7 separate regions of the Homo sapiens genome follow, and regions 1, 2, 3, 4, 6 and 7 are each linked to region 5. The links are chromatin loops, found by intact Hi-C in ENCODE. Cell type or tissue: heart left ventricle. All regions are shown on one strand. Region 1 overlaps CASZ1 (castor zinc finger 1). Region 2 overlaps CASZ1 (castor zinc finger 1). Region 3 overlaps CASZ1 (castor zinc finger 1). Region 4 overlaps CASZ1 (castor zinc finger 1). Region 5 has its middle 70 kb from the start of CASZ1. Region 6 overlaps PEX14 (peroxisomal biogenesis factor 14). Region 7 overlaps PEX14 (peroxisomal biogenesis factor 14).

Region 1 (4,000 bases), 170 kb after region 5:
CCCGGGCGCGGGGCGCGGTCGGCGGGACGGGGGCGCCCCTGGGCCTCGCGGATCCCCCGGCCAGGGCCCCCAAGCCGGGGCCGCGCCGGCCGAGAGTTGCTGCCTTAGTTGGAGAAACTCAGGCGGCGCGGACCCGCGGGCGCGTGCGGGGCCGAGCGTGAGAAGCGGGCGGCGCGGAGGAGAAAGTTTCTCCGCCGCGGCCTCGGCGCCCGCCCGGGACGGGCCGCTCCTGCGGGGCGGGGGACAAGCAGGGCGGGCGGCCGGGGTCCCGCGAGACGCTAACCCCGTGTTTCTTCTCTCCCGGTCTTCCCCTGGTGGCGTTCTGCGAAGAGTTTGGGACCAAGGAGAAGAGAATGGATCTTGGAACAGGTACCGGCCGGTGGGAACGCAGGGGCGGCTCTTTCACTTTTCTTTCGCTTCTTTTACGGAAGTTCTTATTTTTAGCCCAATGAGGTGGCGGCGGGGCCGGGTGGGGGCCGGGAGGGTCGGGCGGCTGCCTCCCGGCGTCCCGGCCTCGGGATCGGCGACTTCTGAGGCTGTTGTTGTTGTTATTTGCCACTTGCTTAGAGGCTGTGACTAATGTGATGCTTGTCATTATGAAAGAACCGAGAGGAGCAGGAGCTGGGGGGCACCCAGAGAGAGGATTTAGGGGGTTTTTGTGGGGTTTTTGTTCTCCGTGTTTTTTGTATGGCTTCGTGTTTTTTTTCTGTGTGTGTGCCTTTTTTTTTTTTTTTTTTTTTTTTTTGTTCTCTGCAAAGATCTTTGTGTGTCTGGCTCTGGGGTGTGTGTTTTTATTTTTTTAGTGGGGGGTGGTTTAGTTTTTGAAAGCAGCGTCCTGTTGGGAAAGGTGGTTAGTCTGGTTTCGGGGCGACTGTCTCAAGGTAAAGGAATTTAATTTATTTGGGACAAGGCTGTGTCGGATGATCAAGCTGCTTATTATGGCTAATGAGTATTTTTCACCTGAGAATCTGTGGGATGAGGTGGCTGTTATCAGTTCAAAGTGAGGGGCCCCGGACTGTCTCCCACCTGCCTCTTTAGCCCCCACCCTAGGGGTGGTGATGGACCAGACAGACTACTCAACGTAGGCATCTGGGTTTGGGGGCCTCCTGTGGGACAAGGCCGGGGGCTCCAGGAGGCCTGGTGCTCACCTGGGGCAGTTTATCCTGATATTTTGGTGTTTTCTTGGGTTTAATCTAATTCTTTCCAGTGTTTTTGCCTTCAGCTCTTGCGGGCTTCCCATGGGCCCTGGCTATTGAAACCAAATTTTGACCAGGACCCTCACGTGCTAGGTTGACAAAAGCAGCTGTCTTCTTAAATGTTTTAAAAGAAACAAGCAGCCCGATCATTCATTGAGACTGATCTCTGAACTCTCCTGGTTCATTGATGGGATAGGTGATACTGGTGGCTGTTAGCGTTGTTGTTTATAATAGGCCCAAGTTCACAGCATCGGCCCTTGGGACCCATGAGCTGATATCTGACCTTCTAAAGGTCAGTGGGCAGAGAGACCGGAGGCAGCCCTGAGGGGATGAGGATGGGTGGCACGGTGGCCGGTGAAGAAGGGCCTGTGTTTGTTGGGGGGAGGTGTCATTTGCAGAGTTTGAGGACTGTGTGACACCAGGTGTGATCTTGGCTGGTCTGACGTGGAGGGCCTGGGGACCTCTGCGCCCGGGAAGGGTGTGACACCCCCTGCTGGGCAAAGTGGTAAAGGTGTCTAAGGCCAAGGCTGCCACCCTGCCCCTCCCTGCCCTCCACTCCCACAGAGAACCTGCCTGCCCCCACCTCCAGTCGGTGTCTCATCACCTCCCTCTCAGGCCCCACCCCCTTTCTTCGGAAATGGGGCCCCCACCCATCCCAGCCAAGAAGCAGACCTCAGAGATGGGCCTGGTGGCAATGCACCACCCCTTACCTGGGGCAGGAGAGCCTCTGCTTGTGGGCCAGCACACAGGACCCAGGCATTGCAGAGCTGGAAGGCAGGCCCTCTGGTCGGCCTCCTCCTAACCTGGGTGCCAGCTGGAGCCAGCGTCCATCCTCCTGCCATCCACCAACCAGTCCCTCCAAGTCTGTCGTGGGGACAGTACTCCAAAGCCCTTCTCTAGGGTGTCCTGACTGGAGCGAGGGCCTCCCAGCCCTGGTAGGAGGCAGGTGGCAGAGCCTCTTGTGGCTTCTCTCCTGGGCCTTAGGGAGACTGACTTCTCCCAGCACTCCAGGGACAGGCTCTGGAAACTTTTCCTAGAAGCTAGAAGGGACCCTGAGGTCAGCTGCTTCCTCCTGTAGCTGGAGTAGAGCACTCCCAGTGGGACTCAGGCCTGGACTCTGGCCACTCAGAGGGGAGGCCCAGGGTGGCAGAGTTCTGACTGTTTCCTGGAGGAGTCATCTGGTGATACCATCTCAGTCTCTTCTTTGAACTTGGAAGTTTCACTTATAATCTCAGAACTTCAGAAGAAAAGCAGTCTTCCCCCCACTTCACCAAAAAAGGGAAGCAGATGAGGACGCTGAGATCCCCTCTGAGCTGGTCCCTGGGCTGACTCCATGCTCATCTTCAGGAGCTGGGAACAGCTCCCTCAACTTCATAGTGCACACGGCATACAGCTGGGGCCATGGGCCTCGTCTCTGGCCGGGGCTCGTGGCTGGTGAAGTGAGGGTCCCTTCCTCTGGGGCAGCGTGGGCAGCTTCAGCCGAGGGCCTCTCTGACATAGTCCAAGGCCAGGGGCGCAGGCCTCGAAGGGCTGCTGGCATCATGGACCCACCATGCCTCCCTGATCGTAGGTTAACATCCCCGCGGCCCCGGACACATCTAGGTCCTGAAGGCCTTCAGCCATGAGGAAGTCAGTGGTGGGAGAGCCAAGCCTTCTCAGGAGGGGACAGAAGGACCTCAGGACCCTCAGGGGCCATGTGGACCCCCTTTCCCCCACCATAGTTCAGCCAAGGGCTGGATCAATCTGGACGTCTTTAGCAATAAAAAATGCCGATGTCGTCCTAATTCACCAGGCCCCGAGATGACAGCAAATTTACATTTTTTAATTAAACTAGCAGCCAGTTTTTATGAGAGGGGGTTGGGTTATGCAAATCAAATGGTTGTGTACGGAAGATTAGGAGAGTTTGGGAATAAATTCCACAAATGCTAATAAAAAAAAAAGGAAAGAGAGGGAGGGAGGGAGGGAGGGGAGAGAGGAAGAGAGGAGGACATAGTTCCATTAGGCCCTTTTAGAGTGATTTCCCTGGGGGAGGGAGCGGGAAGGGGGGAGGGGAGATGGGAGGAAGCTTTCAGACACAGGTACATCCATCCTGCAGTTGGGAAGCTCCCAGGGTTAGGTCCCACCAGGCTGATTCCCAGGCCCTGAACACAGCTAGAAGCCAGGGTGAAAATGGCGGTGAAGCACGGGTGGAGCTCTGAGCAGGCGTTCGCCCTTGACTCGTGGGGATCTGATGATAGTTGCCCCTTCTCTTCTTGAGACAAAGGGGTGGGGCTGTCCAAGGCGCGGAGGAGCCAAGATAGGCTCTACAAGGTCAAGGGCCAAAGAGGCAAGAGGGCAACTTTAAAGGGATGGCCACGGACTGCAGGGGGTGCCGGTGAGGGACAGTGCTGCCCATGTGTCGCTGTGGCTGCAGCCTTGTCGTCGAGGCGGGTCAATGGGAGGAAGCCCGGCCGGTTTCTTTCTCCTTCTGGGGCTCCAGGCCAGGACCCCCTTGCATTGCCAGCAGATCCCCCATCGCAGACAGCCCAGGCCTCAACTGTGGGGAGGCCAGGAAGCGTGGGATCAGAAGCTGGGCCAGGCTGGCTCATTTTCCTGATTCTCAGTAGCCCCATGCTTTGAGAGCATACTGTCTTGAGGTAGGCCGCAGACTTCTTCTAGACGGTGTCTAAGCTGAGAGAGCAAAGAGCTTGGCATCCCCAACCCAGCCCCAGTGTGTGCTGCTCAGGCCCCTGCCCTGAGTGTCAACCACCTTCAGATCAGACCTTCCATGAGCTGCCAGGTCAAGGCCAGAGCCTTGCCAAGTG
Region 2 (4,000 bases), 180 kb after region 5:
TTCAGAGGGGGAAGGAAGTTGCACTGTAGTAATTACCGCCCGTGGGTCCCCACGGCAAGCAGCAGCTGTTCTGGGGTAGCTGGGCCAGGGTACAATGAGTAGGGAGAAGCTGGGAGCAGGAGGAGGGCGGGCAGCCCCAGTGTGCAAAAGAGGAGGGGCAGCCTCGCCGGGACCACCTGTGCAGGGCAGCAGCTTGGTGGTCTAGCGCACACCCCTCTGGCTGCCTGGCCACAGAACAGCACCCTGACACCCTCGACTCAGCAGGATGTAAGACACCCATGTGGGAGGCGAGGCCTGAAACCCAGGAGGCATGGGAGGCTCTCCTGCAGCAAGAGGGACGGAAATGAGGACTGCCCGGGCCCCTGTGTTGGCAGCGTCTGCCTAGTGGAGGGAGAGGAGCGGTCTGCTGTCCCACCAGGCCGAGGAGCCAGGAGCCAGGGACCATGCAGCTTTGTGAAAGAGTGGCCTTAAGGGACCTCCCTCCGCCACCATGCTTTCTAGACTCCTAGCCAGCCCCTTCTCTCTGCGCCTTGTCCTCCCCCTCCCTCCAAGAGCAGAACTCTTGCTTCCCATTTTGCAACCACGTTTTTCTGTCTTTTTCATCCAGGCCACCCAGCTCCCTAAAGCCGGGCCCTCCCTGCTACCTTTCTTGCCCCATGCAACCTTTCCAGCCTCACACCCCGTTGGCCCTGGAAAAAGATAGAGAAGCTGCTGGCTGCGAGCCTGCTGTTCTGGGGCTCCGGGTAGACCTGTGACGTTGCTGTGCCAGGACCCAGCACTCGGACTCATGTGCCCTGATCCCCAGGAGGCCAGGGCCCTTGTTTTCCTCTGCCACGGCTGCTCCTAATGGTGACCATTAGATGGTAGCTGGTGTACTGCCACCTCCTCCCCGGGCCTGGTACGGGCCGGGGCTCACGCCTTCCTGCTGTAAGTGCTGGTGGAACTGATTGATTGATGTGCCTCTTCCCCAAGTGCCTCCCCGGCTTCTTAGTGGGGGCAGAAGGAGGAAGGCAGGAAATGTTGGCCAATTCCCTTGGGACCTGGGTTTTAGCTCCTTGAGAGCTTTCTAGAGCCTGGTTTACAGGAAGGAGCGAGGCTGGGATTTGGGATGACGTGAAAGGGGCAGGGAAGCCCTAAGGATAAAGACAGGAGTGTTGATGGTTGAATGGGACCCACAGTAACTCCTAACCATGACCATGGCCTGGGACTGGGACGTCAGTCTGCTGCCCAGTGGGGACAGGATGGCTGCAGCCAGAGGGTGATCTGGGCCCTTCTCCACTTCCTCCCTTGCCCATCTCCCTCTCCCCTTTCTCTCTCCTCCTGAGCAGACCTCACCACTGCATGTCTGCCCTCTCTCATTCTCTTCCCCGCTTCCGGGATCCCTCCAGCTAGACAAACCCAGGGCAGGGAGTGAGGCCAGAAAGACAGGGATACACCCATACTGAGGGCCAGCCAGGCGCCAGGGCTTCAGGCCTCTGCCCCGGGCGTGGTATGTGGGCCACTCCTGGCCGGGGCATCTGCTCTTAGAATGTCCCACAGGCCTGACTCTGGGGTCTCCTCTGGCCCTTCTGGGCCCTGCTGGTGCTGTAATCACTCACCTGCTGACACCCTTCCTAAAGCCAAGAGGGCTGTCTCTTGATGCCACCTGGCTGAGGCTGGGGCACTGCCTGGCTTTGGAGGAGAAGGCAGGAGCTGGGAAACGGACACATGTTGTGTTTCCAGAGACCAGGTGTTCCCAAAGGTCGCCTGGCCTTTTCTTATGGGGCTCTTTCAGTGATCTAAGGGGGCCTTGGGAGGGACTGCGCTGTGTGAGAATGGGGGACTGGAGGAGCCGGGCAGAGCTTTAGATGGGGGGACCCTAGTGCAGCGGGAGAGCAGGAGGCGTCCCAGAGGCCTGTTGGGAGAGACTCCTGGAAGTTTTGTCACCGGGAAGTGCCTCTTCCCTGCAGCTGTGATCCTCACCGCCCTCTAGCCCAGTGCCTCCCTGTCTGTCACCCCTTCAGCCTGGGAACCCAAGGCCACAGGAAGCCGGGCTGCCTCGCAAAAGGATGACCCGGCTCTCCACTGCCCGGCAGGGGGTGCCCCACGGCATCTGCCCCCCATCCTTTTAGGTGTGGGGCAATGTGGTCAGGACCTGGTCCAGGCCTTCTGGCCACGGGTGGGGGAGGGGCAGCCTAGCGTCCCCACCCCCAGAGGTTCCTTGGCTGAGTTTGTTTGCCAGGGTGACCTGTTTAATCATCTCATTTTCTGGTGGCCGTTTATTCCTCGTTTCCACGGTTACGGCCCCATTAAGGGGAGAAGCAATAAGGCGGTGAGTCAAACAGGTAATAAAAACATGCAGAGCCCCTGTGCACCAAGAGAGGGTGGCGGGGAGGGGCGCAGTGAGCTGAGACGGCCTGGGGGGAAGCCCAGGTGACACCCTACCCGCCTTGTCTTCCAGAGGCCCGAGTGTCCCCAAGACCCAGTCCTCGGCTTAGAACTGTCCCCAGCCCTTGGTCCCCTGGGCAACAGGCTGTCCCAGGTAAAACAGGAAGGAGAAAGGTGAGAGGGGGCGTGATACAAGCCCCCCCAGGGCTGCCCCATAGTTGGTGTGTGACCTGTTTCCAGGCCCCACCTCGTGCTCCCTTGGTAGGGGCGGGGGATGATTTCTGACATTGGTTTGAGCTCTAGAATTTTTTTTCTGCCAACTTTATCAGAAAGCATATTTGTGGTGAGTGCTGCTAACAGGGCCAGTCCAGTGAGTAAATATTCCTGGTGTGGACGGCCCTGTGACCTTGAGAGGGAAGAGTACAGTGGTTCGGCCAAGGGCATGTAAGGAGAGGAGAGGACGGCCAGGCGCCCACAGGCCCCCGTGCTGGGTGGGGGGCCCTTCCTGGGAAGGGGTCAGGTGGGGGCCACGGGGTCAGGTTGGCCCCAGTAGCCTCTTCCCAGCAGCATGGTCTACCTCAGGCCCCAGTGACACCAGCTGGAGCTGGTTTGTGTGACTTGCTGGCTGGGGGACAGGCCAGCAGCTGCCCCTGTGGGCTCCCTTCCTCTGGTAAATGGAAGCTGAAATGAAAGTCAGCCTCTTTCCGGCTCCTCTGAGTCCAGGGGCACGTGCCTCTCTCCCAGCGTCCCCTCCCTGTCCTTCCCAGGAGCTTCCTGGGTATCCCCAGCCCCTCTGCCCTGCCCTCGAGGTTTTTGAAGAAGCAGAGGCAGTGGGCTGACTGGAGTGGACAGGGGGAGGCTGGGGTCTTCCTGTTGCCAGGAAGGGTGGGGCTCAGGCAGGCGTGGCAATTGCAGGCCATGCGGGGCCAGCTTCGTGCCCGGGGGCTGAGGATCAGTGGCTCAGAGAGAAAACAGCGGAGGCCACTCTGAGGGCTCCCGGGTTGGGGAGGAGCCTCCCTTCTCTCCAGTGCCATGCTCCCTGACAAACTCACCCAGGTCTGTGTCTCTGATTATTAATTTCAAAGTTGATTTCTGATGAGAGAGAGAGGGAGGAAGGTGTGAGAAATGGGGGAACCCTTTGGCTGGGAAATGCGTCTTGGGAATGGGCCTAGATGAGTGAATATTCTGATCAAACAATTAAAAATAGAACACGCTACCGAGGCCCCAGCTGCCGAGGTTTTTCAGCAACTGTCACCAGCGGGTTCATGGGGCAGGTGGCACTGGAAAGGAGTTTTTCCATAAACGGCAAATATCAGAGATGACAGTGTGCCCCCCACTTCCCTCCCAGTTCTCCCCAGACTCCCCTCTAGGGCCTGTGCAGCTTCAGGGCCGCCCTTCTCCCCTGCAGGGCCCGGCCGCAGTGGTGAAGTCATTGCCAGATGCCTTGGTAATTGCTTTAAGAATCTAACTTAAAATAAGATGAAAACTTATATTCCTGGGTAAGGAGTAATTTCCAATGTAATAGTAAATTAATGAAAGGATTATACCAGGGGGCCTGGCAGGGAGGCCATGCTCATCTGATAAATGCAAGGGTTTCAGGCAAGACAGCTCCATTCCAGGAGGCTCCCGACCT
Region 3 (4,000 bases), 220 kb after region 5:
TGGGTGCTGTCACAGGGGTGGGGGTGGTGACAGTGGTGGCGACTCAGATCTAATGGGGAACGGTCAAGTTCTCCATGGGCTCAGCTGGAGCACCCGTGACCCGGAACCCAGGAAGGGGTGCTGTGGCTTTGGGAAGGGAGGCCACTGATGCCTGAGAGGTAGCCGTGCTGCTGGGAGCTGAGCCCCTGGCCCCTGTTCACAGCCTGCTGATGAGGCAGGACTCTCCCTAGGAAGAGACCAGAACCCACGGGCAGGCGGGAGCCAGGCCGCCCAGCAGAGGCCCCTGGGCTGCAGGCAAGGCCCGTTGTGGCCTGGTGGTCAGGGCAGCAGGGGTGGGGGCTGCTGCATTCTGGTCCTTCCAAAAGTGAAAGGTGACATCCTCAAAGTCAACTGCCAGAAAAAGGAAACAAACCTTGCCTTCAAGTATGAATTCAAAAAGGAGTTCTCGGCCAGGGAGAGGACTGGTAGCCATGCCAATAAGCGTCAACACTTGCGGCCTGTGCTGTCCCTGGGCTCAGTTTACAGATGTCAGGGTATTCTGCAGTTGCTATTATTTACTCAACTTGTGGTGTTTTTGGCGATAGTTGGGGCCAAACAAAGCTGGGGGATGACAGAAGACACCTGGCCGGCCTGGGCGCCATGGCAGCGGACAGGCCCTCACCTGCCCCATGATGCTGTTTCAGTCCCGCCTGCTCTGTTTGTTCTCGGCCCAGAGCGAGGCCCCGTGGGTGCTGGGGCCTGGGCAGAGGGGCAGACAGCACCCCGGGCTCCCCAGCAGAGATGTGGGGACAGGTGGCTTCCTGGGAGGTAGCTGGCCCAGTGTGCAGGGACCATGAGGGTCCCTTGCCTTGGAACTGTGCACCTCCCTGTGTGTGAGCCAGGGGATGGGGGCCTGCCCAGCATTGTCACTCGCCTCTGCCAGGCTGGAGAGGAGGCCCAGGGTTTGGACAGCCAGGGGGCTTTGGACTTCCTGACCTTCCTCCTAAGACTGCCACCTCGGCTCAGCGCCCTTTCCCCAGATACCATCTGCCTTACTGACCACACTGCCCCCATGCCCAGAACAGTGCCCAACAGGACCTGGAAGCCATGAGCGCTGGCCAGCTGGGGGCTCATGCCAGGTGGGGCTGTGTCCACAGGTTGCAAGTACAACCAGGTGAACAGCCACTTCCACTGCATCCGGGAGGGCTGCCAGTTCTCCTTCCTCCTCAAGCACCAGATGACCTCCCACGCGCGGAAGCACATGCGGAGGATGCTGGGGAAGAACTTCGACCGCGTGCCCCCCTCCCAGGTGAGAGCCCCCCCCAGGTGAGAGCCCAGCCAGGGTGGCGGGAACGCATCATGGTCCCACGCTCACTCTCAGGCCTGTGCTGCATGGAGCCTCAGCCTGCCCTCTGTGGGCAGCATACCCCACAGCCCCACTTCCTCAGGGACCCCCGTGTCCTTTCAGGGCCCCCCAGGCCTGATGGATGCTGAGACAGATGAGTGCATGGACTACACTGGCTGCAGCCCAGGCGCCATGTCCTCTGAGTCATCCACCATGGACCGGAGCTGCTCCAGCACCCCCGTGGGTAACGAGAGCACCGCGGCAGGTGAGCGGCAGGCAGGGGCTGCTGGCAGGGCCAGGCCCCACTCCCAAAGCCCAGCACCGCTGGGTGCAGCTTGGGACAGAAGGTCCGGGGCACGCGGCCTCCGAGGAGGACAGGCTGGCGTGCAGCAGAGCCAGCTGGTCTGTGGGACTGGGTCATCGAGGCCCCTCCCGCCATCCTCCCGCCTCCCTGGCACTGCCCTTTGCGTCAGTTTCCGGGAGAGGACCCTGGGCCCGTCCTCTCTGAGCCACAGCGGGAGCAGCGCAGCCCCAGCCTCCTTCCTCCGCTGCCTCCCACCCGGCCTGGGCCCAGCGCCGGTCCTGCCCGGCACACCTGCCCACGTGACCCCTGGCACTGCCCCGCCTCTCTCTCCTCCTGCCCCTTCTTCTTGTGTCCCTCTCTCTGCTCATCCGTGCACACATTTTCATGCCATACCTGCTTCTGCCATCGGGTTTCTCATTTTGGTTCTTTCTGTTTGTTTGTTCTTTGTTTTGGTTTCTTTTTTTTTTTTTTTTTCTGCTTTTCTCCACCCTCTCCAGGCTGCCCGGCTCCTCCTCCTCCTCCTCTTCCTCCTCCTGCGGCCGCTGGTGATGAGGCTGCCCGCACGGCCCCGCAGCCGCCAGCGACTCCATCCTTCTCGCCGGCCACGCTCCGGCCGCCCCTCCCCCCCCTCCCCTGCCTCTTCTCTCCGTCCTGTCTCTCATACTCTCTGCTCAGTGCCACTCTCGGAGCCGGCCGGGGCCTGGCCCATCCCACCTGCAGCCCGCCCAGCTTCCCGCCCGTCACTGCCACTCCAACTCCAGTAAAAAGTGACGTCCCCCTAGTTCAGGATGCTGCAGGTAACGCGCACATGCCTTCTCACCGCTGTCCATCACCCCAACCCACCCTCCAGGCCACGCTCCGGGGCCTGACCCTTTTCTGCAGCCAGCCAGGCCAAGGACGGGGCCACTCTGCACCCCTCACAGCCAAGCATCCCCGAGACTAGAGAGCGTGGTCTCCATCCCAGGGACAACTCCTCGTGGCTCCTGCTCAGTGCTGGGCAGGCCAGAGCACTGCTGCCAGGGATTCTCCCTTGTTCACAACTGCTCAGAGTCCCAGAGATGGCTGATCCTGCCGGAGGCCCTGTAGGGTCTGCCTTCCTCGGCCTGGGGCAAGGCAGGACCTGTCCCTTCTACTCTGAGGAGTCCCCCTGGGATCTGGCACTAGGGAGAGATAGAGGAGGCTTTCGGGAAGGTCTGCTGGGGTCTGGGACCTGCCCAGGTTCAGAGGGTCCAGATTCCAGCCTGAGCCCCGGGCCACGCCCAAAGCTGAGCAGTAAGGGAAGTCTCTGTGGACTCAGGCCCCGGCAGTGCTCAGGGGCAGAGGCACCTCCCATCCCACCCCCATATCTGATACCCACCGGGATGGCATCTGCCCGCCCCCTCCCTTGAGCGTAGACACCACCCGGGCTCGGACTCCTCTGCTAATTCTTGCCTCACGTGCTGCCTGAGTACAGGCCCCAGGAGTTATGGCCAGGGCAGGGCCGAGCCTCCCCCTCCTCAGGGACTTCCGGCTGTTGGAAGCTCCACTCTGGCATAACCAGACCCTGTGACTTCAGACCCAAAGCCGCTCCTCACCCACCAGGTTTTGGGCCTGAGGCCATCCCTTGCCCCCTGCCTGGGTGCCCCTACACCGTCACAGCCCTTAGTCTCTCTCCGTTTTTGTCCACTCCGGGTGGCCTATGGGGCCTGGCCTGAAATGGGCAGGGCAGACATTTGGTGGCTAGAGTGACTGCTGGGCCTTCTAAGCAGGCTCTGGGGGAGCCAGGCAGGTCAGCCGTGTGGGAGGAGCCCAGAGGCTACCCACGCTCTGGTGGGGCTGGTCAGAGAGCTTCTCTTGTTTGTGGAGGGTGGCGTGGGGAGCCAGGACTAGCTGCCTGTGCCTCTGGCAGGAGCTGGGGCTTCCCCTCACCCATGGCCATAGGGGCACAGGTACCTCCCAGAAAGGGTTACAACCCTGGCCTTGGCAGGGGGGCATCCTAAATCCCAGGAAGCAGTCTGGGCCAGCTGGACATAAATGGGCTCCGCTCCCCATGGCTGAGCCCCTGCCCTGGTCCTGACCCAGGTAAATTACGACTCTGAGCAGAGGGCAGAGGCATTGAGCTCCCTGAGTCCTGGTCCTCCATCAGGGCTGCCCTCTCCCAGCCCTTGGGGTAGAAAACCCCAACAAGACCTTAAAGAACCTTCTGGTACCAAGGACAAGGTGCTCCTTAGGGCAGGGAGTTGCAGCCCCGCACAGCCCTGGGGCACTTGGCACCCCTACTGTGAGTAGGCAGCTCCCCCTGTGCAGACAGGCGCAGCCAGGGAAGCCGGGTAGCCGGCGGGAAAGGAGCCGGCCTGTCCCTCATTAGAGGCAGCTATAGCTGGCGTCTTGGC
Region 4 (4,000 bases), 210 kb after region 5:
TGGGGCCTGGAGGAGGACGGGTTTCCTGGGAGGCAGCACAGGTTCCTGGCGGTGGCGGCGGCGGCTGGAGAGTGAGCTCGTTGCTGTAGGAAGCCAAACAGATGCTGTGCTTTAAAAATTCATAGCTCTGCACTGTTTCAAGTGTCAGGAAAAGCCCAGGACAGAGAGAGCCCTTTAACACCTCTCAGCATCAGAGCCCGGCTGGCCCAGCCAGGGTCTCTGCACCTGGCCAGAACTGGGCGGGCTGGGAGTGGGGCAGGTAGCCCCTGCAGAAAAGACAGGTGGGCAGCCGAGGGGGCGCCTGCCTTCCCTTCCATCCCAGGGCTCGGGCCCCATCTGTCTCCCCCTACTTTGACTTTTGGCCACCTCAGTGTTGTCCTGCCCCTTTCTTGGGGCCAGGCCTCTTTGCCTCAATGGGCCTGGGATTCCCGCCAGGCCCAGTCACTTGCCTGGGCCTCTGCAACTTCACCTCCCCTCTGCATCCCATACAGGGCCCGAAGAGTCCTCCCTGGGGCTGGGGCTGGGGCTGGGGCTGGGACTGTCACCCACAGCAGGGCCCTGACCCCACCCCTCCTCCCTCCAGGTTCTCGGGCAGCCAGCACTGTGGCCACATCCACTGTGCCTACCAGTACCGCGAGCACTACCACTGCCTTGACCCTGAGTGTAACTACCAGGTACGGCCACAGCCAGATGGGCTCCGCCTCTCCGCCACCAGCACAGCATGGAGGCGCTTAGAAGTCGGCAGGCGGGGACGGCAGTGGGGGGGGTTAGTTCTAGTTGCACCACCCAAACTTGACTTGAGCAGGTAGAGGGCCCGCAAAACCACCAGCCTGCCCACATTCCCCGATTCCTGCCGACAGAGCAGCTCCTACGATTGGGGGCCAGTGACCTCCCAGTGGTGATCATTCCAGTCCCCTTTGACTGAGAGCCTCCCACGTGCCCAGGGCCATGCCAGCCAGCCTATGAGCCTTGCCTAATTGACTCTTTGCAGTGGCCTTAGAAGGTTAGCATTACTGCCCCATCTTAAAGATGATAAAATTGTGGCTCAGCCAGAGTGCCACTGTGCCCAAGGCTGCCCGCCAGTGAGCGCGGGGCTGGTGAGTGGGGGGAGAGTCAGGGCAGCCTGCGTGGGGTGGCTCCCTCTGGCTTGCCAGGGATCCCAGCCTGCCTTAGTCCAGAGGTGCACTGGGCGGGATGAGCTGTCAGCATCAGAGCCCCTGCCCTCAAGGCCTGGCCCAATGCATCATCTGTGCTCCTGGGGATGGCCACTGGGCACCTAGGGGAGCATCGGGGAAGAATCTATGGTCCTAGAACCTTTGGGATGGTTCCCTCCAAGGGCTGATGTGCCTGCCACTGGCCTTGGACAATCTGGGCTGCCTTGACCCCAAGCAGGGTTCTTTCTAGGGAGACCTGAGGCCAGCACCTGGCCCAGGTGCTCTTGGCATATGGGAGGAAGGGCGGAGGGGGAGCTCAGGCTCCTGCCCACGTGGCGCTGTCTCCTGGCAGAGGTTCACGAGTAAGCAGGACGTGATCCGCCACTACAACATGCACAAGAAGCGCGACAACTCCCTGCAGCACGGCTTCATGCGTTTCAGCCCGCTGGACGACTGCAGCGTCTACTACCACGGCTGCCACCTCAATGGGAAGAGCACCCACTATCACTGCATGCAGGTGCCTCCCGCACCCGGGCCCACTGGGCAGCTGCAGGACTGGCCCAGGCCCTCCCGGCTCTGAGCCCCCCACTCCCAGAGGCAGGGCTGCCCCATGGGCAGGGACCCCAGTTGATCAGGAGCCTCTCTTTCCCCTGGCCCAGCACAGGGATGGCCAGCGAGCCAGGAGGGTCCTGGGGGTTCAGGCTTGGGCAGCGTCTGGTGGGCCAGGGTGGGGCCTTCCCCATGGCCATACTTGGTGTGGATGAAATTCAGTGAGCTGTTTATACAGATGGACATTTTTCAGGCTTTAACACCAAGAGCAGCATTGCAAATGATTCCTGAGGAGGTTTTTGTTTAATTCTTTGTTTTAATGCCACGCAGAGTCTGGGCTTTTTCAAGGTGTCAGGGCCAGGAGGAGCGACTTTGGGTTGCAAATAGCAGCCCTATGCCTCCCCCGGTATTTGTCAGGAGTTGTTATGGCCTCTGTGAACAACCTGGGCCACGAGGAGAGGGGGGCCACCCTCTGGGCTCTGAGATGGTGCAGACACTGGCACGGCCCAGCCTACGAGAGTGTTCGGATTCCACGGGTTTTTACTCAATATGGCAACGTTGCCTTCCTGGCCCAGCTGGGGTGGGGTGGGAGGGCCCCGTGCCCAGGGACTGTCCACTAAGCAAATCCCTGGGCTAAAGGTGACCTCCAGGGTCCAGCCCCTGTCCACCCACTGAGGGTTTTAGAGGTAGGGCCATGGATTGGAACTCAAAATCCAACTCCTGCAGGATGCAGCTCCCTCCCCTGGGCCAAAAAGTGCCCTGAGTCTCCGGAGATGCCCTGATCCTCAGCACAGACGGAGCCAGGCTCCAGCAGCACTTGGTCCCTCTGTGGAGGCCTGAGGGGCTGTTGGAGGCTTTCTACTCTGCTTCCTACATCAACATCCCGAGGCCTCCAGTTTGAAGTCAGAGGTGCCAAAGCTTCCCTGAGCAGGGAAGTCAGTGGCCCCAGCCACACACAGTGGTGTCGACCTCGGCCCAGGAGCACCTGGCCTCCGTTCGCCTGACCACCATCCCGTCCTGTGCAGGTGGGCTGTAACAAGGTGTACACGAGCACGTCTGACGTGATGACCCACGAGAACTTCCACAAGAAGAATACCCAGCTCATTAACGACGGCTTCCAGCGCTTCCGAGCCACCGAAGACTGTGGCACAGCCGACTGCCAGTTCTACGGACAGAAGACCACGCACTTCCACTGCAGGTAAGCGGGAGCCTGGTGGGGGCCTTCGTGGGCAGAAGCGGGGAGGGAAGGCAAGGACCCAGGCTCGTGGGACGGCTCAGGCCCCTGCCTCGGTGTCCAGCCTGGGTTTTCCACCCGGGGGACTGTCCCTCCCAGGGCCATGGTGTAGCAGGGTGGGGCCTCCTCTGGGTCTCATGACAGGCTCCCAATGTCCCATCCAGGCGCCCCGGCTGCACATTCACTTTCAAGAACAAGTGTGACATCGAGAAGCACAAGAGCTACCACATCAAGGACGATGCCTACGCCAAGGACGGCTTCAAGAAGTTCTACAAGTACGAGGAGTGCAAGTACGAGGGCTGCGTGTACAGCAAGGCTACCAACCACTTCCACTGCATCCGCGCCGGCTGCGGCTTCACCTTCACCTCCACCAGCCAGATGACCTCTCACAAGCGCAAGCATGAGCGCCGGCACATCCGCTCCTCGGGCGCGCTGGGGCTGCCGCCCTCGCTGCTGGGCGCCAAGGACACGGAGCACGAGGAGTCCAGCAACGACGACCTTGTTGACTTCTCCGCCCTGAGCAGCAAGAACTCCAGCCTGAGCGCCTCCCCTACCAGCCAGCAGTCCTCTGCGTCCCTGGCTGCCGCCACTGCCGCCACCGAGGCTGGGCCCAGTGCCACCAAACCTCCCAACAGCAAGATCTCGGGGCTGCTGCCCCAGGGCCTGCCTGGCTCAATCCCCCTGGCCCTGGCCCTCTCCAACTCGGGCCTGCCCACCCCCACGCCCTACTTCCCCATACTGGCTGGCCGTGGGAGCACCTCCCTGCCTGTGGGCACCCCCAGCCTCCTGGGTGCCGTGTCGTCTGGGTCAGCAGCCTCAGCCACCCCTGACACACCCACGCTGGTCGCCTCGGGAGCTGGAGACTCAGCCCCCGTGGCTGCCGCCTCTGTCCCGGCACCACCCGCCTCCATCATGGAGAGGATCTCTGCAAGCAAGGGCCTCATCTCGCCCATGATGGCCAGGCTGGCTGCAGCTGCCCTCAAGCCCTCTGCCACCTTTGACCCAGGTGAGCAGGCTGGGTCCTGCCCAGAAAGCAGGCACCTTCTGGACTGGGGTGGCCACC
Region 5 (4,000 bases):
AACAGAGCCAAGCAAAAGGCACATAGGGGCTGGAATCCAGGCCTCGCCTGAAGGAGCAAGATTCCAGGGCAAAGGTTGCTAATGGTTGTCAGATATCATCACCTTAAACCGTTGTTTCCTTAAGAGCCAAACGATTTGGGAAACTCTTGTGGGAACCACGTGTTTGCATGTGTGGCCCACTTCATGCATTTGCCTTGCCAGTCTAGGCCCAGGGCAATTGAGTTTGCAACTCATTTTTAGTGACGCAGACCAACTGCTGCTCCAATGGGGAGGGCTTGTAGCCCAGCGCAAGGTTTGAATCTGATCTCCTGGACATGGGGTCCGGGACACAAAGCAGCGTCTGGGTGGGGGGATGGAGTTCCTCTGCCCAGCTCCACGCCTCTTGGCTCATCTCTGAGCAGCTGTGTGATCTTTGGCCCATGGCCGCACCTCTCTGGGCCTTGCTTTCCTCATCTGTAATATGGGGCTTGCAATCTGAATGTGTGGAGTGTTGCTGGGACGAGAGATCTCAACACGAGCCAGCATCTCAGCAGATGCTCAACAAATGGCCCTGGGTCCCCAGCCCCTGTGATGGTTGTTTCTGCCTTCTGGCTTATTAAGGCTGGGCAGGGAGTCAGGGCACAGCAGGAACCACGGGGGATGGAAGGGGGGTGTCATTAGAATCTGTTCTCAGTGAGGAGAGGCCATGAGGCCGAGAGGCTGGCCCAGCTCCCCAGGGGCCTGCGTGATTGGGAGCTAAAGCAGCTGCCTGAAAGAGGCCTCTGCTCTCCTCATTACCTGCCTGTTAGCAGGACTGGCAGGCTTGAAGAACAGGCGACTGCGTGCAGGCTGATCCCCAGAGAACACAGGCATCTTAGGGGACACTCCAAGCCCGGCGGGGGCCTGCTCTTGGTCATCGCTCCCCCCACCGTGTCCTCTACCACCCAAGCAGATCGTCTGCAGCCAAGAAGATCCAATCCTCCCACCAAGAAGACCCCAGGAAGACACTTCCCGGACCCTTATTCTAAAACCACACAGACCCATCTATACACAGTGGGCTTTCCCGTATTTCATTTGAACTTAAAAAAAAAAGCCTTCATATCTCAACGTTGTAAATATTCTGCAGAAACTTGGAAACTCTTATGAAATTGTTTGTACTCATTTTTATAAACGAATGAAATCTCCTTCTCTGCTCTGTCCTTCCGAGCCTGTCCTTCTCTGAGGCTGCAAGTCCTGGTCCAGAAGCCCTGGGGTGAGGGTGAGACGGAATGGGGGGGTCCTGGTCCCCACTGCACCGCGAACCCGGGAGCACAAGAAGGGGCTCTGGCTTGGGCTCTGTGCAGCCTCCCCCGCCTCCCCAAACTCATTCCTCGGTCTTGGCGTGAGTAGGAGGCTGCTCCCCTGACGTGGAGGGTGGGGGAGGAGGGCCTGGCCGGGTCGGGGTTGAGGCGGGGATAGAGGCAGGAGCTCCCTCCCGGGTGGGCAGGGACACGTGCGGGTCCTGGGTCCGGCCGGGTTCGGGCGCGGCGGGGCCGTCCCCGCGCCGCCCGCGGCCGCCGGTAGGGGGCGCCTTGGTCATGCATTATTCATCGCCGGCGCCCGCCCGCCCGCGCCTCCCTCACGGCCCCCGCGCGGGCTGCGGGCTGCGCCGCGGAGCGGGAGCGCGGAGCCTTCACAATATTGTGGCAGCTCCGCGAGTGACGGATCCGGGGAGGCGGGGGCGCGCAGCCTCGAGCGGCTGCGGGGGCGGCGGGGGTTGGGAGGGGTCCCGGGGTGGGGGCGAGGCTGGGTCACCCGGCCTCGAAGCGGGCTCAGGCGGGGGGCTGGCCGAGCGGAGGGCGGAGGCTGCAGCGTCCGTCTGTCCGTCCTCCATCGAGTCAGCTGGGGCAGAGGGAGCATTGGCTCAGCGTGAGGGGCGGGGGATGTGATGGGGAGCAAGGTAGGCGCGGCCCCATCGTTCTCAAACTTACATTCAAAGGTTGCGGGGGTGGGATGCCGATCCAAAGCATGTAAACAGACAAGGAAGATAATTCCAGGCGAGCGCTCTGCAGAAAATAAAACTCGGCTGGGGCTGTTCGGATGGCCAGGGAGGTGACGTTTGTGCAGAGACACTACTGGCAAAGAGGGGCCTGACCTTGGCCAGTCCCTGGGCCACTGGAGTTTCTCTCTGCCCGGCCCCTGGCCTTCTAAAGGTGCTGTAAAAGTCAGCACCCCAAAACCTACACACATCCTGAGAAGCAAGGAGGAGGGTCTTGGGGAGACCCTGCTGCGGGCTGAGGCCCTGAGATGGGGTTCCTGCCCAGCCTTCTTCTGGTTACAGCAGCCAGTAAGCTCTGGGGCCCTGGGCACTGGACATCAGAAGGGTCAGGTTCAAGGTGCCCCCCCTCCCCACTCCTGCACGGGGCGCTGGGCTGGGGAAACTTGGGATCCTGGAGTCTGAGCAGCTCAGCCCCTGGTGGGGGGCTTGGTCCCTCGGCCTCCCAGCCCTCAGCTCCAGGGCCGGGGCTGGTGGGGGGGCAGGTGGGGGGGCAGGTTGGGGGGCAGGTGGAGGGCGTGGGCTCAGGGTCACAAGCATCGGATTTCCTTTCACTTGTACAAAGACTCATTGACGCCTGAGCACATCAATATCCTTAATGACAGTGAGAGGAGCTGGGACTCCAGACGGCCCAGCCCGAGCCCCCCACCCCGCCTCCGCCTCTCCTGTCCTCTCCCCTCCCGGCTCACTCTTCCTTCCTCCTTCTCTCCTGATTCATGTCCCCTCTCTCCTTCTCACTCTCTCTCTCCTTGTTCCGTTCCTCTCCCCTCTCTCTCCCTCACTCCTGCTTGCCTCTCTCCTTTCCTCTCCCCTCCTCTCCCTTGGGTCCTGGTATCTTTCCTCTTCTTTTCTTTCTTTCCTTTTTCTCTCAGCTGTCTCCTCTCCTCTCTTCTCTCCCCTCCCCTCCTTTCCTTCTTCTCTCCCCATTCCCAGGACCTCACAGCTCTTGGGCATTCACAAACTTTCACCCAGCGAGCTGGAGGCTCCAGTGGGCAGCCCCTCTGTCTGTCTGTCTGTCTGTCTGTCTGTCTGTCTGTCTGTCCTGGCCAAGGCAGGCTTACACAGTGGGGCCCTGGGAGAGGCTGCTCCGCTCTCAATCCCGCAACCGCGGTCCCGGAGGGCCCTGGGCTTCTGCCTTTCCCGCGGGCCCCAGGCTACTCTGGGAAATGAAAATGGCAAGTTTGGGTGCGGGGCACCATGGGTGAGGAGAGAGTTTTGGGGAGGATTTTCTGTTTTGTATTTTTTATGACCATATATAATTTCGCATTTCTCCCCTCAGCCTCTGCCTCCTTGGCTCCCAGATGTGTCCCACATTGAAGAATTATCTCTCCTCCCTAGAGTGAAATAAATGCAATCAATATGAGTATTGCTCTCAGGGCCTTGAAATATTACATTAATGTTCCATGTGGTGACATTTTAGCTGGAATTTTCAAATACATTATGATGGTTCAAATTAATATTTATCAGATCAGCTTTTATATTTTGCAAAAGAGAGAGAGAGGGAGAGAGGGAGAGAGAGAAAAGGAAAGACAGAGAGAGCATTATTAAAATACGAAATGCAGATCAAGTCTAAAATCGATGGTCCATTTTCCCAGCACTTTCCAGGGGCTGTCTTTAGCTTTCTGGGTTTGTTTTTAAATTTATTGGTGTTTCAGGCAAATCTATTGGGCTCCCTCGGCCCCCTGGTCCTTCTCCCCTCCCTGCTCCCCTTGCAGGCTACAGGCCCCTTCCTTTTCTGTCTTTCTCTCTTTATTATCCTGAAATGTAAATTACGACATTAGCCCGGTCCTTATTTTTTTTTTAAACTCTCCGATGATTAAATCTGCTACACGACATCCTTGTCCTTTCGATAAATTAAATCATCTTGGCTTTGCACCTCCAGCTCAGAGAGGATGCCACATGGGTGTTGAGGCAGCGGGCAGCTCTGGCTGAGGGCTGGGGTCCTTGTCCCCTCCTGGAGCGGACACTGGGGGCCTTTGTGTAGGG
Region 6 (4,000 bases), 370 kb after region 5:
AGTGAGCTGGCCAACTGCTCAGGGCTCCCAAAGAGCTTGTCGAATCAAGCCCCAAAAGATGGACTGGCCACTCCTCCGATGACCAGTTAAATGGGTACATCAAAATTTGAAAAGAGAGAGGAAGGAAAGGACTGCAGCGGCCTATGGTGTTCAATCTGCACTTCAGTCTAAAACAACCACAACTTCGGCCTGAGGGGCACTGAGGCAGGCCCCAGGGAAGCAGGCAGACGTCCGGAGAGACTAGCAAGGTGGGGCCTCCTGGGCTTTCCCACCACCATGACCTCAAGGAAGGAACTGGGCAATACCAAAAGAGTGAAACGAGGCCACCGTGGGAGTGCTGGGATATAAGCCCGTAACTGGTGACGTAACAGCAGGTGACATGAATGACAACACTGCTCCCCTGAAACAGTCCCAGCAGTGCTTGTATCACCTCGGCCTTTCTACAGACAGCTCAACTGGATCCAACTCGCCCTCAGCCTGGGAAAGCCTTCGTACACACTGGAATTCAGACGTGTTCATACCCGCTAAGTCCCTCACGTCATCTCCTCCCGCGACTGCCAGAAGGGGAGTGAAGCAGAACAGGTGAAACCACAGGCCCTGCTGAAACAAAGCCTTGGCAGTACAGCCCTACGCCTGCTATCGCTACGCAGGAAGAAAAAGCTCTGAAAAGTTAAACCTAGAGCTGGCTCTCCCATCAAACTTATCTGGTTTATACAGAGCCAGTCTTACTACCCAGCCAAGAGGACTTACAGCAGGCCCTGAAAAGCAAAAAAGAATGAAAATGGGGTGGGCAGCCTGGGACTCTGGCCACCAAATGAAAAGCACTTGGGAGAGAAAATTACCTGCAGTGCTTAATAGGCCTCTTCCCTATCCATAGTCTAAGAAGACAGCGTTGGGAATGACAATCACACAATTACTGACCAGGCAAAACCAGAATTCCATCGCTTACCTGTTCTTTAAAGACCACTGAGGCGCTCGCACCCTGAGGGGCAGAGCAGAGGGCGGCTACTTCAAACAATCTAGAAGCCCAGCCACCTCACTCCACCTCAGCCTCCCACGGGCGCAGGAATCTCACTAATTACTATTGATCAGCCACAAACAAAGTGGTGCAGGACCATCTGGGGTGGATGCTTTTAGTCCTAGAAAGGACCAGCCTTTACTAAGGAGAGATCTCACTCGTCCCCACACGCGAGAAGAGAAGTCAGAGGTCACTGACAGAGGCAGTCTCTAGGTAACAGCTACTTTTAAAGGGACACTACTGACGCAGAACCATAGGAACAGAAGGTTTCTTTTCACTCGCGTGGCATTTTAATTACTAGAAAGTGATACCACATATCTTGGGTACTTACCAGCGGCTCTCGAGGCAGCACATTTTCACTTCCTGGAGTAGAGCTTGGCTGCAGAGAAAAATGGAAACAAAAATAAGATCACAGTGCCACCCAATGGACATCAAAAAACCAAAGATGTTCCGTTCTCAAACGATGCACGCTGGCACCTCTTTCTCACATCTCTCACTGGTTTTTCACGACACAAGAGTATTTTGCAGTGGACTACCTGTAAAAAGTAGCCCAAAGAGTCTGAATTCACCAGGGAAGATGAAGACTGTTTCTGGGTTCACTTGTCACACCACTCCAAGAACAAGGCTTGGTTCTGCTCAGGAAGGCCCACGATCACCTACTGAGCAGCAAGGGCTGGGGACCATCCCAAAATCCACGGGAAGAGTAGAGTCCAGAGAAAAGGCCTGAAGAGAGAGCACAACACCTCCTCTTTCTGCCACCTCCCCAACGTCAGGGGACTGGGAAGAAAAGTCGCGCAGCAGTGGAGAACCAGATTCCACCACCAGGGGGCCCCAGCTGCCCACGCTCAGGATTTTCTCTGGGCATCTAGTTTCTGGAGCCCAGAAGCCAGTAAACTACACAGGTTCCTATTCATCACCTGCCACTAAGGACACCACCCCACAATAGTAAAGAAAGCCCCAGGCTTAAATCCTTCTTGGAAATAAGCTAGTGACAGGCTGGCATATAAGCAGACCAACCTCCAGGCGAGCAGGCAGCACTGTGGCCGAGGCCCTGGCTCTAGCCCGTTTCCTCTTCCTTGGGGCCACTACCTCACCCTCACAGGCGCCTTCGACCCTTGACTGATCTGGCCAAAATTTAGAGAAAGGGAGAGGCAGAGGTAGAGACAGATTCTGAAGAAATTTACAAATCTCCAAAAGAATAAAGTAAGCAGGTATGCTGCTAAGTGAGCTATGATTAGTTTACTGTGACTGATGGTCAGGCCAATTGCCATCTATCTACAGTTAATATCCAGACAAGTGCAGCAAAATCTGTGTGTCCCAGGAGACAGCCTGCAGCCTCCATTCTCCCGGCTATTACAGATCAGATGGAAGTGCCAGGCCGCCTTGGAAAAGGACAGAGGCCCGGTCTGCAGAGGGTTCCCAAAAATTCCTCATGCCCAGCTACTACCACATTAGCTGGCACACAGCACAGTGGCAAGCACTCTGCTGGGTGAAGGCCTCTATCCCTCCATCCGAAGTCCTGTCCCAAGAGCCTCACCACCCCAGGACAAGAGGTCAGCCAGCAGGAAACGATCTAGAAAGTGAGGGTCCGTCTCAGGGAATGTGAGCAAGCTTCCCCTGCCTCCCTGCCTCCTGTCCTCCCAAAGCTCCAGGCATTGGTAACTTCAAACCTTTAGAGCTCCAGCCCACACCCCTCTGAGATACACATCCGACTGCCTTCCTGCCTCTTCTTGGAGTTAAGCTGCCCTGGAGCAGACTCACAGTCCTCTCTGACACATATGTCTTCTTCCAGCATTCCCTCTTGGCATGAATGGGACAAACTTCACCAAATGATGTAAACTAGAATCCAAAAGGCCATCTTGAGACAGCTCTTTCTCCCTCGCTCCCAGAGCTAACTCATTACATCAAGTCTGCCATACTCCTTCCTCAATATCCATGGAAGAGTGGTGTAAATGCCAGCACTTTGGGAGGCCCAGGAGGATGGATTGCTTGAGCCCAGGAGTTTGAAACCAGCCTGGGCAACATGGCAAATCCTCGTCTCTACAAAAAATATAAAAATGGGCCAGGTGTGGTGGTGTGCGCTTGTACTCCCAGCTATTTGGGAAGCTGGGGCAGAAGGATCCCTTGAGCCTGTAAATTCAAGGCTGCAGTACACCATGATCACACCACTGCACTCCAGCCCAGGTGACAGAGCCAGACCCTGTCTCAAAAAAAATTAAAAAGTCCATGGAAACAATCCATCCGTTTTTCTCCATCTCTACTGCCATCACTTCAGTCCAAGCTACCAAAATCCCCTGCCTGGACCACTGCGTCAGCTTTCTCATCAGTGCTGGCGCTCTTCCAATTCATATTCTGGGATGCAAACAGACTATCATTTCCAAAGGAGAATCTGCTCGTCCCATCCCTTGTCCACCCACTCACCCCAGTAAACACAACAAATTTAAGGGCTTCTCCTTGCTCTTAGAAGACAGAAAAACCTCAGCGTGGCCTACAAGGCCTCACGTCTACTCTGACTACACCTCAGGTCTCAAGCGGCACCACATTGCCCACTTCTGCCCCCTGACAGACGCACTGGCCTTTGCTTTCTCTGTCACTGCGCCTTTGCACATGCCCTTCCTTCCCTTTAGTTCATCCTTCAGATCCAGCTAAGACACTTCCTCAGGGAAGCATTCCTTCTCTGACATCCATGACTAGGTCAGATCTCCCTGTGACACATTCAGGTAACACCACCTGCCTCTCCTTCAAGGACCTGAGCAGATGTGCAACTTTACATCTGTGTGACTATCGGACTGATGCCTGTCTCTCTCACCAGATTATAAACTCCACGTGTGCAGAAACTGCCTGTGTTTGCTTATCACTGTATCCCTGGGGGCTAGGACAGTGCCAGGCACAGAGGAGGCCTTCAATAGAAATTTGCTGAATGAATGAATGGGCAACAAAAAAACAGAACAATGGCAACAACTCAGCTGAATGGATTATTTA
Region 7 (4,000 bases), 240 kb after region 5:
TGCGCTGAGACGAACCCCCGGGCCCAGGGTGCCATGAGCAGACAGGGAGCCACAGGCAGAAATTAAATAGTGGCAACTGGTATTTATTACAATTATATACAGTCCTATCTTCCGTTCTGAGGTCTATACATGATCACACAAATGAACATGTGTTTCCTGGGGGGAAGGACAGAGCTGGCTGTTGGTCAGGAAGGCCCTGCTGCCTGGCTCCTCCTCCGGAGTGAGCCCCCATCTCGCCATGGGATTAGCTGAACCATTACACGGCAAGCGGGGGCATCGGAAGCGCAGCGTGGTTTCATTTGTCTGGGAGGACGACGGGGCATGAGTGGGGTTGGGGCTGGGGACAGGCACCTGACGGGTCCAGGGCCGGGCCCAGGGAGGGAGGGGGATGGCAGACACCAGAGGGACCGCAGCTCCTCCTCCACTGAGGAGTCGGGAGGCAGTAGGGACGCTAGCTCTGGCCATGCGTGGTGTCACGGTAGTCAAGACACTCAGCAAACACACCCTGGGCAAGGCGTCTGTCCGGGAGAGGGGGCTGGGGAGGGGCTTGGGCCCCGAGGCTTCGCTGCCTTCAGCCTGACTTGAGATCAAAGCCAAAGGCAGCTGGGCCTGGGGCTGGGGCTGGGGCTGGGGCTGGCGGCCAGGCGAGAGGAGGCCAGGTGGACAGAAGTGTGACTCCCCACACTGCCACCAGGCCGCAGTGCAGCTGAGGACAGCTCTGCCCCCTACCTGGGCTCCAAGCTGCCCTCCCAGGGCCAGAGAGGGAGGCAGGGTATGGCCACGCACGGGCACACTAGATGCCATCCTCAGGGCTGGAGGCAGCAGGCGCAGCCCTAGTCCCGCTCACTCTCGTTGCTGGCGCCCTCGGGCCGCCGCAGCTTCTCCACCTGCTCGTTGATCTGCCCATCCCCGCCCCGGCGGTCCTCCCTCTGCACCCCCAGGCAGTCCTCCTCGTCCACATGGCTCACATCATCATCCTCCTCATCCTCCTCGTCCTCCTTGTCCTCCCTCTTCTCCTCCTCGCCTTGCACCTCCATCCGCACCTGGCCCTTGACGTCCACCACCCCCTCGCCTTCCTCCTGGGGGCCCAGCAAGTGGTAGGTGACCGTGGAGCCCTCGGGGCTGTGGCCCTCCTTCCCAGGCGAGGACGACGTGGACTCGTTGCTGACAGGTGAGATGTCGCTGCTGCTGTGGTGGTTCACGGCCGCAGGGCTGGAGGGTGACGGTGACTTGACTGGGATCTGCCAGGAGGGGATCTTCGGGGCTGATGGGGATGGAGGGAACTGCCTCCTAGAGGGAGAAGAAGGGGAGGAGGTTGGTGGCGGCATTCAGGACGCCCCCCTTCGAAGGGCCACGCCTTCCCTGACCCGCAAGGGCTCGGCGATGGTGAGCTGCTCCCCCAGGGACACTGGGCAAGGGACAGGATGGAGCCCTTCCACCCCTCCTTTCAGGAGCAAAGATCCTACAGCTGAGATAGATGCCAAGCGGGTCCTGTGCCCCCACAGACAGCCCAGGGTCCCCCCGGGCCCCCACCCTGGGCAAGGCCCATCTGCCTGGGCAGCTGCTGGAAGCCAAGTGGGGCCTGCCTGCCATGCGGGAGCCTGCTTCCTTCTGATCCTCAGCACCATCCCTGCCTCCAACCCAGTGGCCAGGAGAGAGACAGGTTGGTGAGGAGTCCAAAAGGGCTATGACTGGGGACTCCAGACACCTGAGCCACAGTCCTCATTTGTCTATGGCCTGAGCAAAAGGTGGAGGCAGGGAGCCCTGGCCACTGGCAGGGGGTCAGACACATCAGAACCAAAAGGGCGGTGGTTATGCCCTTTGCTAGAAAACTTCTGAGCTCAACACTTTCAACGCAGAAGAGGCAGCTCTCCCTTCTGCTCCGTACTCCGTTCCTGGGCCAGCAGCCAGCCCAAACCAAAGCCAATTCCAGGAGGGACCTGGGAGGTCAGGTCCACTTGGCAACGGCTCAGAGACAGAGCTCTCCAACAGGCAGGCCCATCTCTGCCTGAGCCAAGAGGACAAAGCCCTGCCCGCAGGGCTGTCCCCCAGCAGGGGCCTTAGACACAACTCTCCCACCACAGACCCCACTTGAGTGGGGCACACACCACGGCCTGCTTTATTCACCAGCATCCTAAACGCTAACAAGAAATTCCATGTGCAGTTTTCTTGGCCCCCACGGTCACCCGATGGCCTGGCCTCCATCCCCAGCCTCCAAGGCACTGGTCTCGGTTAGGGAAAATGGAGGCTGTCTCCTAATGACAATGCTCTGGCCTCTGCCAGCGCCACATCTCTTTCCAGGACATGTTCTTTTCCTCAGGGAAAACCGGGAAGTTGGGTGGCTTGGAAAATGGGGTCTTCTGGCTGGAGCCGCAAGACCCCTCTGCACCCCATCCTGGACCCTAGTGAAAAGCCCACCTGCACCCTCCCACTCACCCAGCTCCCAACAAATCCAGCCCAGCAGGGAAACAAGGACACCCCATGCAAGGCCCACTAGGGCATCAGCCCAGGAGGATGGCCCACAGTTGCGGCTCCCAGGACAGAGTGGCTCCTGGACACTGGACTTTCAGTTTTAAAAAACCAGAACAGTCCAGGCACAGTGGCTCACACCTGTAATCCCAGCACTTTGGGAGGCCATGGGCAGATGACCTGAGGTCGGGAATTCAAGACCAGCCTGGCCAACATAGCAAAATCCCACCTCTACTAAAAATACAAAAATTAGCCGGGAGTGGTGGCGGGCGCCTGTAATCCCAGCTACTCGGGAGGCTGAGGCAGGAGAATGGCGTGAACCCGGGAGGCAGAGGTTGCAGTGAGCCGAGATCGTGCCACTGCACTGCAGCCTGGGCAACAGAGCGAGACTCCATCTCAAAAAAAAATAAAAATAAAAATAAATAAAACCAGGACAGTCCCAGGCAAAGCAGGACAAGTTGGTCACCCTACCTCTGAGGCTGCATTGGTGACAATGTGCTGTCGCTACAGAGGGACAACAGGGGGACAACCAAGAAGCCGGGGGGCAGGGCCTGCTTCTGCCCACGTCTTCAGTTGTGGAACCCTTCCAAGTACAAAACACAAAGACTCTCCCGCAGGGGCTTTCCCTGGGACAAAGCTGTCACTGAGTGGTCACCTGGAGCTCAGGAAGGAGGAGCCAAACCAGGAAGTTCTCCTCTGCTCCAAGGGCCCTGCTTTTTGGCTCAAGCTGTCCCTGACCAGGTCTTCACAGGCCTGGGAACTGTATTTCAAAACTTGTGTGCCACAGACCGTCACCTCTGGAGTGGAGAGGGTGTCAACTGGGGAATGAAGAGAGAAGCTCAAAAGGCCCCAGACTCAGTGCCTGAGTCGCCCAGACAGATGGGGTCCTTGGGGGTGGGGGTGGGCGTCATGCCCCTCCCATGCCCCAGAGCTCCCAGTCCTCCTTTCCAGGCCCGACCAGAACAGGGTCCCCATTCCTCCCTCCTACCGATTTAAAAGAAGCCCTTTCAAGGAGTTAATTTCGGACTTGAGTTCGTTGATATTCTGGGACTCCAGGATCCAGTTGGTGGATGTGGTGGCCTGAAAGCAGAGCACAGGGAGGCTCAGGGCGGGCGCCTTGCGGCACGGGCGGGGCCTGCGGCTGCAGGAGGACCTGGGTGGGGGCAGCAGGTGGGGCCTTCTGGGTCTGTTCTGGGGAACCCGGGGGAAGGTTCTGCCACTGCCCACTGCCTGCCACGTCTCTGGATGACAACATCCTTAAACATTCCCACAGCTCTGTTTGGACATCTGATGACGTAAGGAATCATTACGTGTTTTTAGGTGACATAATGGTATCGTGGGCGTCTTTTAGAGACATGCGGAGGCGTGCGGGTGCGGTATGAAGTGGGATGATGTCTGGGATTTAAGATGGTCCGGGGTGGAAAGAGGAAACAGCCACCATCTCTGACAAACCCCATCCTTCCATGCACACCTTTCCCCTTTGAAGGTAACACTGTTTTCCAAATAAACTTCACAGAACTACATCTTACTT

The links. A loop is a pair of places that touch in the nucleus more often than their neighbours do. Peaks named below come from ENCODE experiments on the same cell type or tissue, not always from the same donor. Only the 100,000 strongest peaks of a DNase experiment are listed, where the experiment ranks them.
Region 1: it touches region 5 in a loop (4-fold over the local background); 52 of 110 quality-filtered maps call a loop at or near these places.
Region 2: it touches region 5 in a loop (2.7-fold over the local background); 54 of 110 quality-filtered maps call a loop at or near these places.
Region 3: a loop joins it to region 5, with 2.5 times the contacts of the local background. A loop is called at or near these places in 8 of 110 quality-filtered maps.
Region 4: it touches region 5 in a loop (2.0-fold over the local background); 11 of 110 quality-filtered maps call a loop at or near these places.
Region 6: a loop joins it to region 5, with 4 times the contacts of the local background. A loop is called at or near these places in 79 of 110 quality-filtered maps.
Region 7: it touches region 5 in a loop (2.1-fold over the local background); 7 of 110 quality-filtered maps call a loop at or near these places.

What each region holds. Positions count from the first base shown.
Region 1 is chr1:10,690,243-10,694,242 of GRCh38, reverse strand. It overlaps CASZ1 (castor zinc finger 1), which reads left to right. Exons shown (of 21, transcript NM_001079843.3): 4 at 331-369. The coding sequence starts at 354. Among named protein-coding and RNA genes, the nearest start is that of CASZ1, 100 kb to the left of the region's middle. RefSeq lists a silencer at 115-204. In heart left ventricle, a CTCF peak has its summit at 1,676 (motif pointing left); DNase peaks (open chromatin) are centred at 141 and 1,680; H3K4me3 peaks cover 1,567 bases; H3K27ac peaks cover 1,792 bases.
Region 2 is chr1:10,684,978-10,688,977 of GRCh38, reverse strand. The region is part of intron 4 of CASZ1 (castor zinc finger 1); the gene reads left to right. Among named protein-coding and RNA genes, the nearest start is that of CASZ1, 110 kb to the left of the region's middle. RefSeq lists enhancers at 1,656-2,256, 2,257-2,856 and a silencer at 2,352-2,646. In heart left ventricle, a CTCF peak has its summit at 2,114 (motif pointing right); no DNase peak of the experiment used is centred here; H3K27ac peaks cover 4,000 bases.
Region 3 is chr1:10,640,448-10,644,447 of GRCh38, reverse strand. It overlaps CASZ1 (castor zinc finger 1), which reads left to right. Exons shown (of 21, transcript NM_001079843.3): 19 at 1,137-1,288; 20 at 1,448-1,589. Among named protein-coding and RNA genes, the nearest start is that of CASZ1, 150 kb to the left of the region's middle. In heart left ventricle, no CTCF peak of the experiment used is centred here; no DNase peak of the experiment used is centred here; H3K27ac peaks cover 364 bases.
Region 4 is chr1:10,653,320-10,657,319 of GRCh38, reverse strand. CASZ1 (castor zinc finger 1) reads left to right here. Exons shown (of 21, transcript NM_001079843.3): 8 at 584-674; 9 at 1,507-1,671; 10 at 2,729-2,901; 11 at 3,102-3,943. Among named protein-coding and RNA genes, the nearest start is that of CASZ1, 140 kb to the left of the region's middle. RefSeq lists an enhancer at 1,457-2,114. In heart left ventricle, no CTCF peak of the experiment used is centred here; no DNase peak of the experiment used is centred here.
Region 5 is chr1:10,864,835-10,868,834 of GRCh38, reverse strand. No RefSeq gene overlaps it. Among named protein-coding and RNA genes, the nearest start is that of CASZ1, 70 kb to the right of the region's middle. RefSeq lists an enhancer at 100-971 and a silencer at 1,461-1,690. In heart left ventricle, CTCF peaks have their summits at 1,296 and 1,524 (motif pointing right); DNase peaks (open chromatin) are centred at 1,524 and 1,756; H3K4me3 peaks cover 970 bases; H3K27ac peaks cover 195 bases; H3K27me3 peaks cover 1,972 bases.
Region 6 is chr1:10,492,671-10,496,670 of GRCh38, reverse strand. It overlaps PEX14 (peroxisomal biogenesis factor 14), which reads right to left. Exons shown (of 9, transcript NM_004565.3): 2 at 1,350-1,397. Among named protein-coding and RNA genes, the nearest start is that of PEX14, 20 kb to the right of the region's middle. RefSeq lists an enhancer at 1,183-1,242 and a silencer at 1,705-1,999. In heart left ventricle, CTCF peaks have their summits at 1,609 and 1,814 (motif pointing right); a DNase peak (open chromatin) is centred at 1,830; H3K4me3 peaks cover 893 bases; H3K27ac peaks cover 545 bases.
Region 7 is chr1:10,626,821-10,630,820 of GRCh38, reverse strand. PEX14 (peroxisomal biogenesis factor 14) reads right to left here. Exons shown (of 9, transcript NM_004565.3): 8 at 3,458-3,549; 9 at 63-1,290. The coding sequence ends at 834. Among named protein-coding and RNA genes, the nearest start is that of PEX14, 150 kb to the right of the region's middle. In heart left ventricle, no CTCF peak of the experiment used is centred here; DNase peaks (open chromatin) are centred at 510 and 1,930; H3K27ac peaks cover 256 bases.